2 separate regions of the Homo sapiens genome follow, and region 2 is linked to region 1. A link is a contact called in ENCODE Hi-C or POLR2A ChIA-PET data. All regions are on one chromosome and are shown on one strand. The core of a region is the stretch at or near the end of the contact, and the rest is flanking DNA. Distances in the headings are between cores, read along the strand shown.

Region 1 (4,318 bases), core at 800-3,299:
TAACCTTTAAAAAATGAGACATCAAAAAAAAAAAAAACAACCAACAGTAAAAGCATTTTACTAGGAAACCCTCTTAGAGCACATTTTAAACATCTTTTGTGTTTCCACATATCAAGCTACTTTATGGACTTTTGCTGTGGCATTGCCCTTCAACGAGAAAGCTTTTTCCATTTTGTACCATAAAGAATATTATTTTTCTGCCAGCCAATTTTCTCTGTTAGTCACTAATTGGCTACATAAATCTCGGGTGTTGAGAATGAGGAATGTTTCAGTGTCATAGAGTGTAATCTTCACCCTTATTTACCAATTCATTAAGATTCATTGATGCAGGATCGGTGAGAGGAAATGACAACATAAATCAGACCTCCAACATAATGACCCTAATCAGTTGGGAATTGCTGGAAATGTCATGATGAACTATGTCCTTGTGTTAGTGCCACTGTACATTGTCATTGCGCTGCTTTATGAGTGGGACGCATCTTCCTGACACTGACTGTATTTAACGAAAAAAGAGTTGTTAAAAACCTGATTCCATTAAAGCTATGAGATCCATACAAGGTCCTGTGGTGTTTAGCCTTGTGCCCTTTACCTTCATTGTAACTGCTTAATGGAGCTGCAGTTTAATGCACATTTAGAGTACACCTGAGTAAAAACTCCACAGGAAAAAAAAAAAAGCAGGTTGATTTATGGCTTGTCATGTCTTTATTTAACCCAATAATTTCGGTGCGTATAGAGAATTGAAAACAGTAAGTTCTCCACTTAGGTACCAAATCTCTTGTCACTAAACTGAGGAAGCATCCCAGTGACCTAGAACTCCCTAAATATCCTCTCTTTCCGTGATGTGTTGGATTCAAACCTCAGTCTCCACAGGTTTGCTGATGGTAACTGCTGGTCATTCCTAGAATAATGTGTCAATTCAAAATTAGCAATATAATTTGACAGGGGCTTCTGCAAAGAGGTTTCTGGACACCTCCCCCGCCCCCCACCCGCCCCACCATGATATTGATTTGATTCCACCACATTCTTGGAATTGGTTACTGGAAGATCGGGAGCTGCATAGTCATACACATTCTTCGATTTAATATAGTTATTCATTTTAGCTGTAATGAATTAATCTGGCAACAGTTTTGGACTAGCCCAGAAGGCACTCCTCCTTCCTCTTTACTTACTGCTTATTAAAATCTTGCCGATGAATAGCAGGTAAATACGTTTCAGGATGTGAAGATTGAAAATTGTCACTTTATACTCCTTTGACTGTTTTTTTTTTTTTTTAAAAACATTGAGCATGATGGTAACCATTTTTTAATCTCAAAACAAATCTTTAATCTATGGTATAAGGCTGAGAAAGACCTGTAAGAGAACAAGACAAGTTTACTTAATCTTGACAGCCCTGGGTGTAATCTCACTCTGCTTGTGACAAGTCAGACTGTAAGATTTATAACTCCTTAATCAAATGTCTAGAAGTCTCAGGAAATGTTATCATAGGACTTCCTTTCACATGACTTACTGAGAACTCAATAGACCGTTAGATAAGCTCTAGACTAAGCTGGACCTTAGAATAATTTCAAATTGACTAATAGTTTTCTGGGGGGTTTCTTTGGCGGGAGAGTGTTTTCAATTTGTTTTGACAAGTGTATGTTTACAGACTCATTATATCAGAGGGCTCTGTTGCTTCCAATAGGAAGACACGGTAATTTTTGATGCCCTGTGGTCGTGGTCTTCACGTAAACGCTATTTGTGTTCCGAATCTTAGAGTTGTGTGGGAAGGGGATCCGAGGAGACATGAGGATCATAAAAGCTGCCCGATGTCACCATGGTCGCGTGCCTGTGGGGCTGTAAAGGCAGACTTAGACAAGAGCAGGGGACTGCAGTGGGCTCTGAGCCACTGTGTGTCAGTGGAAGGATGACTAAGAGTGTGAGAACCACTGCATCGCTAGAACCGCACCAGCCTTCTCATGTGGTCCAGGAGGCCCGGCACCGCCATTACCACGAAGACCAAAATGACTCTCCCCACCCACAGCCAAACCAGAGTCGTCCTGTGCGCTCTGCCCTGTCATCAGAGGGGACTGTCAGCTGCCGTCTGACATCCTGCGTGCTTTGGCTCTTACCCCAGTCTGACCAGTGTGACTGTACAGGATCCCTCTTCTTGGCCGGTGAACAGCGCACTTAGTGCCCTTGCAGGGAGCCTGAGAACGAGCAAGGTAGTGCGTGCGGGGAGTGAGCAAAAGAGAGACTCAGCGAGACAGGATGTGAGATGGAGGTGGAGAGCAAGACTGCGAGAGGAAAATGACAAGCAGAGAGAAAGGGATACTAAGAGGAAGATGGCAAACTGAAAGGGAAAGAGACTGTGTGACAGGGTGAGACAGAGTGAAAGAGATTGAGCCAGAATGAGATGCAGAAGGGGGTAGGGAGGGAGTGAGAGGGAGAGAGACAGGAGAGAGAGAGAGAGAGAGAGAACCCCGGGAAGCAATAGGGACCCCCAGAGTAGACCCTGCCATCACTTGTGCCTGGAAGAGGCTCTTGCATAGGTGACGGGCATTTTCAGGATGGCTGCCGGGTGGAGTTGAGCAGTGAGGCTGGCAGGAGTCACATCTGGGCCTGAGGCAAGTAGCCCAAACTGAAAAGGCAATGCTCTGATGTCAGCCTCATCCATCTAGGCTTAGAACAAGGATCTGTACTTTGAAGAATCCCAGCCTCCCCTGCAAGAAAGAGCCCAAGATTGTTACCATTTCAGACCTCAAGAGCCAAAGCAAGACACACCAGTTCCTAACCAGAGGGACTTGAGTTAGCTCTAGGAAATGGGAAGATTCAATTGATGTAATTTCAACTTCTTTTCCTCAGAGGCGTCCAGCAGCACAGGCTGCCAAAAAAGTGCCCATGCCCTTGATGTCTAAGCAAAGTGACTGTAAAAATAGAAGTAGTGTCTCAGAAGTTTTTTCTCTGCCCCTGTCTCTCCTGAATCTGAACCAGGCTGTTTAAAACTTGGCATCACTCAGCTTGCAAAGCTACCATTTGTTTCTAGAAAGTGAAAGTTTTTTTTGGTAAGCCCTCTGAAACTCAGTGTTGCCTAAATATCTGAAGACATGATTTTTCTCAGTCCGTCTTGGGCCCCCGTGCCCAGTCTCTCTTTGCTGCACCCGTTCTTCCTCTGCACTAATATGTCCTCATATCCAGCTCCTTTCCATAGATGTGATTGGGTTTCTGTTCATGTCTCCACTGTTCAAAAGATTTGTTTCCTCCACCATTAGTATTTGAGGGAGAACTCCCAAAACCTAGGGAGGGGAAAGCAAGTGGGCAGAGAACTAGAAATGAGATGAGAAAAATCGCTAGCTATTTCTGGCAAGGAAAAACATCTTTACAGTAACAGGAGTGTTTAACAGACAGACAAAATACCTTCAAAATATGCAAATCTCTGTTTATCTTACAGAATTCTACAGGGAACAAATCCGTAGCATTAGCAATTATGACAGCTCAGAAATTTTTTTCCTTCCTCGTCATAATTATAAACATCAGTATCGCTTAGAGCTTCACGTTAAAATGTTTTTCTCCTACTTCTTTTAAGAGTTATTTGTTTAACATGCTTTTATTATCCTAGATGATGTGATTTGGGAAGAAAGTATTAATTCTCTTATCAGCTCTGTTTCCTTTCCAGTTGTTCAGAGAATTGAGCTACACTAGTAGTTTATGAAGTAAGAGGTATTAAATAGAGAGCTCACTGCTGATCAGATTGAGCCACTTCTGAACTGTGGCTATCCAGGCAAAGGGGATTGACAGCTTAGCATTTATGCCGCAAATGTGTTGGAATAACATGGCAACAGAATCACAGGCATCTTTACTTCTCTCACACTGCCGCCTCCCAGCTAGTGCCTTTGTATCATTGAAATTTTTGAGAAACAAGATGCCTTAACTCCTTATCCAATGTTGCTTGTTCAGTCTGGCTTTGTGAATATTGTTCCTTGAGTGTGGTTTTGAAGGTGGCTGTGTTTTATTGCAGGTATTGTATAGGTCATGTATATTCTATCATTCATTCATCCACTTAGGCACTCATTCACTCATTCAAAATATTGACTGTGATGTGCCAAGTCCTGGCAGATTTGGGTACCGTTGTAGCTGAGTATTTCTAATTCTCTTAAACACATTGCCTACATTATCATGTTAGAATAATGTCAAATATAACCTTGTCACAACAACCAGTCTGTCGGGTGTCCTTGGCCTACAGTGCTAATCTGTGATTATTTTCTAATTTGATGCTGGCAACTCACATAGAACCACTGGGTGAGGGGATGGTTCTGTCCCATCTGGTCATTGATTTGTTTAT
Region 2 (4,318 bases), core at 837-3,336, 340 kb before region 1:
CATAGATTTTGAACGTCAGAGCATTCCTATCTATTTTCCAAATTGCCCGTTGGATTGCCTTTTCACAACAACCTTAATTTTCACACTACAGGGACTGGAAATGATACTTTAGTTGGGTCAAACATTAGACTACACAAGGGTTTTATAGTCAGGTTTGGGATTTGAATGTGTTTACGTAGTCTGTCTGTATTATTTTTCCCTGGCAAGGTGTCTGGTGTTGAGTTCCTTGGGGAACGAGAATGTGGCTCAGGACAGCTCACCATTTGCAAACCAGTTATTAACTTGTAATCCACTCACCGTTTTCAATGTCTCTATTTCCCCACCTCTGTCAGGGCAGTTGGAGAATAAACTGGCTGTGCTGCTTTGCAGGTTGGGAAGAGGGACCTCACATTTGCCAACTGTCACTCCCTACCGTGATCATAACCCCCGTGAGACGCACATTCAGCCACATCTGTGCTGAGTGCATGAGGAGCGGCTCGGGCAGAATCTTTAACTGCTGTCATGGTGGTCAGTGAGAGATGTGGATGTTCATATACCTGTGCGCTTTTGGGAGATTATACACAATAGAGTGGAGAATTGGTTGTTTCCTTGGCCATTGTGGAAGTAACACATGGATCTGTGTTCATTTATTGACTGATTCACTCGTTGATTTATTTATATCTCATTTGTTCACCTCTTCTCTCATGTACTCCTTTATCGACCCCAAATGACTTCTGGGGCAGAAAGTATTGCTCTGTGATCACCCAGCGTTACCCCCTACCTTATTTTTGGACATCCTCAGTTGGGCATTCTAATACAAACATCATTTAAACATCCAAACCCAACATCATTATGCGTAGAGATCTTTGTCAACAAGCTTATGAGATTCATCTGCTTCAACCTTTTATTTACTAAATAGATGGCCGCCCAGGATCAAATGGGCCATCTTTATGCATAGTTACCATTTCTGCAACAAATACGGCTTTTAGTTACATTTTGACTACCGAAAATATACTAGGTACTATACCAAGTATAAGCTGCCGCTTTTTCTTTCTAGCCTGAGCACTTAATTAAGACCTGACAGATTGATTTTTCCATTAGGCCAGAAGGCAGGTGTCGTCTTGAGTAATTCTTGATTTGAATTTCTTATTAAGAGTCTGTTTAGCTCCCCCCCCATCACTGCCACCAAATATGTGTATTTAGCAGAGACTCTCTCTTACCCAACGAGTTTTACACAACGAATTGGTAACAACCAAAATAAAATATCCTAACAATAAAGTACTGTTTCAAAGGTACCAATAAGGAATGTTGCCTTCCTGCTGCAGTGTGCCTGGTATCCCTATAGAAGGCCTGCCCGTGGGTTAATGTGGTCTGGTAGTCTGAAGCCCGTGAAGCCATCATTTCTCATCCTTTTTTTAACCCCTAACACTCCACTATGGACAAATTGACAGAAGACATTGGTATCTGTATAGCCCCTAACTCCTCAGTGGATGATTTGACTTCTTTCATTTTTCTTTTTTCTTTGAGACAAAGTCTTGCTCTGTCGCCCAGGCTGGAGTGCAGTGGTGCGATCTCGGCTCCCTGCAACCTCGCCTCCCGGGTTCAAGAGATTCTCCTGCCTCTGAGACTACAGGCGTGTACCACCACGCCCTGCTAATTTTTGTATTTTTAATAGAGACGGAATTTCAGCATGTTGGCCTGGCTGGTCTTGAACTCCTGACCTCAGGTGATCCACCCACCTCAGCCTCCCAAAGTGCTGAGATTACAGGCCTGAGCCACTGCCTGTAATGATTTGATTTATTTTCTTTCTCTTTTCAATTTCCATCCTCCAAAAATGTTATGGAAATAACTTCCCCAAAATGATTGTCTGCCCGTCCACTGAAATATAAATTCCCACTTACAAATAATTTTTAAGAAAACTCTGTAATTGACATTTAACTCCAGGGATAAAGAGTGTTGCTAATCTCAGCCTGCATCACTGGCCAAGGGTGTAACCAAATCCTCATCCAATGTGGTCATGTGTGTCAGTCACACTGCAACGTGGTAGTTACGGGCAGCGACTCAAGGTCGGCCAACCAGAGACTTTTAACACTTGTTGGGTGACTCAAAGCTTATTAACCTTTCTGATTTACCTTGATCTTCCATAAATGTGTGTGTATGTTTGTGTGGGTTTAAAAGGACAGAATAAAGAACTTACCTCATCAATTTGTTCGGTGGATTAAATGAGATAATCCATGTGGAATGTGACACAGGGTGCCTGGCAAATACAGGAGCTTTATATATGTTAGCTTTTCTGATTATTACTATTGTATCGTTATTGGTTAAAAGTCACATTAAATAGCCAAGGCAGATAACGGATGAGAACTTTGCAAAGATTACGAAAAAACTGAAGGAAGCCTACCTTGTATATGTGGCATGAGCTTTGGAACATCAGGTTAATTACCTTATTGCTGTGTTTTGGGGTTTGTGTTGACTTGCTTTGGTTTTTGTCTGTTTGCTTTTGAATAAGGTCCTAAAATACGGTTTTGCTGGGTTTTTTATTTGCTTCTGAAATTAGTGCAGGTGCAAGTAACAGGAAGTGAAACCTTAAGTGGCCTGAGGGAACCTCATTCAAATGGTGCCAAGCAGGTATAATATACAAGCATTATCACCTTACTGATAATCTGGCATACTGTGGGTATTCACACGTGCCATTCAGATTTCAGAGATGAAGTCATACGGCAGTTTGGCACCAGCTTGCCCAGCTCCTTAGGAAAGGTGAGAGAGAGGAAAGCCCTCATTTTTTGAGACAGTGTTGAAAACACGGTTTTACTTGTCGAGTGGCACAGGATTGCAGTTGTCATTTGGTCACATTGTCTTTGACGTTCCACCTTGGGTGCAAGGAAAATATCTTTAATAAGTGAATTCACACCCTGTTTATAGAGTTACAAAGTCTCCTCTGGGTTTGAGACTGTGTTACATATATCCTCATATTCTGAAATGTAGAAAAATTTACATATTGAAGACCCAAGACTAGAATACCACATTTTCATGGCTACAATACAAAGTTTTCCAAATGTTTAAATATTCTCACAGCCCGGTGGTTATATCTAAATAAAGCATTGTCCTTAAGACTTACTTTGGTTCTTTGTCCTGAAGGATTTAGAGAGAACCCACAGTTGCTTTGCCTTTGCGGTAGGTAAGGTGACTCTGTTCTCAGCCAGTTGCCGATCTTTGCATGCACTGAGCCCTTAGACATGCATTGAGTTGAATAAAATTTGCCCAGCTTGGTCTGCCATCCTAGGGGGCCTCTCCATGTGCCCTTTTTTGTTAAACTCAGAAGTGGGTCATATGTACAAGATGCCCATCTATGTCTTGCTTTTAGTAAGAAAGCATCTGAAACAACCTACTGCACCCCATAGAGTAGCCAGAGCTTTTGCATCTCTCCCCTAGGGCTCCACTGAGCCAGGATGTTGTTCCTTTTCCTTCAGCTTGCTCCTCCCCAGCCACTCCCTGGCCACAGTCACACACATACACATACACACACCCCTCTGCAGTTTGCTCCCACTTTGCCTTGCATGGCCAGCCTGGCTCCTCATTCATCTCTCCAACCTCAGCAGGCTCACATTCTGTATTTTCCTGGAAGGGCACTTGCTAGGGGCACAATGCTTCTCTTCCCATTGCTCTTAAAGGAAGGGATGAGAACAGGGAGCGATTGCATGAGTGGGAGGGAATACCAAATAAAATAGAGACAAAGGAATGGGCCCAGGAAGTCCAGATTATGTATCTGTTGGGCCCAGAAGTCTTTGCTCAACTTCTTATTTGAGTAAGACCCAAGAAAGATCCAGTTCCACTAATAGAAAAACCAAATTATTCTATTCCTGACATGTATCATCTCTGAAGCAGACAAAATAGAACTGAGCCTCAGTGTGGTCCCTTAGTATTTGGGTGACCTTGGGTCAATTTCTTAGCCTCAGTTTACTCTTCTGTAAAATGATTTTGTTGTTGATAATAGGTACCTGTCTGGGTTGTTGTAAGGATAATTCACATGATGCCCAGTGTCTGTCATATCCTAAGCCCTCAGTGAAAGGTCAATAATATTAGCGCTTATGACTCTGTTGGTTAAAGGCAGTAGTTCATTGTGCCTAGTCAAGAATCCAGCCCAACACATAGTTCAGTAGATACTGAGCCAGAGTCTGGTTCACATCCCCAGCCTGGCCACTGACAAGCCGCATGACCCTTAGACAAGCTATTAACATTTCTGTGCTTCAGTTTTCTTACCCACAAAATGGTATGATAGCACCTGCTGCGTAAGGCTGGTGGTGAAGATTAGGTAAGTTAATGTATGTAATTTACTTGG

Evidence for each region. A loop is a pair of places that touch in the nucleus more often than their neighbours do. ChIA-PET counts read pairs that join two places held with the same protein, here RNA polymerase II (POLR2A). Pooled maps may share reads with other maps.
Region 2: a loop to region 1 is called in a map with no recorded cell type, with 5 times the contacts of the local background. The contact joins two enhancer-like sites. A Hi-C loop is called at or near these places in 1 of 37 single-sample maps with no recorded cell type and 3 of 50 pooled maps. POLR2A ChIA-PET finds 5 or more read pairs at or near these places in 1 of 52 experiments (activated CD4-positive, alpha-beta T cell).

The regions. Positions count from the first base shown.
Region 1 is chr3:71,224,687-71,229,004 of GRCh38, reverse strand. All of the region lies in intron 5 of FOXP1 (forkhead box P1), which reads left to right. Among named protein-coding and RNA genes, the nearest start is that of FOXP1-AS1, 63 kb to the left of the region's middle. RefSeq lists enhancers at 1-844, 2,038-2,538. Within about 2 kb of position 2,049, at least 19 of the 41 ENCODE cell types and tissues checked have a DNase peak (open chromatin) inside an H3K27ac peak, as active enhancers do.
Region 2 is chr3:71,562,284-71,566,601 of GRCh38, reverse strand. All of the region lies in intron 2 of FOXP1 (forkhead box P1), which reads left to right. Among named protein-coding and RNA genes, the nearest start is that of FOXP1, 19 kb to the left of the region's middle. Within about 2 kb of position 2,086, at least 5 of the 41 ENCODE cell types and tissues checked have a DNase peak (open chromatin) inside an H3K27ac peak, as active enhancers do.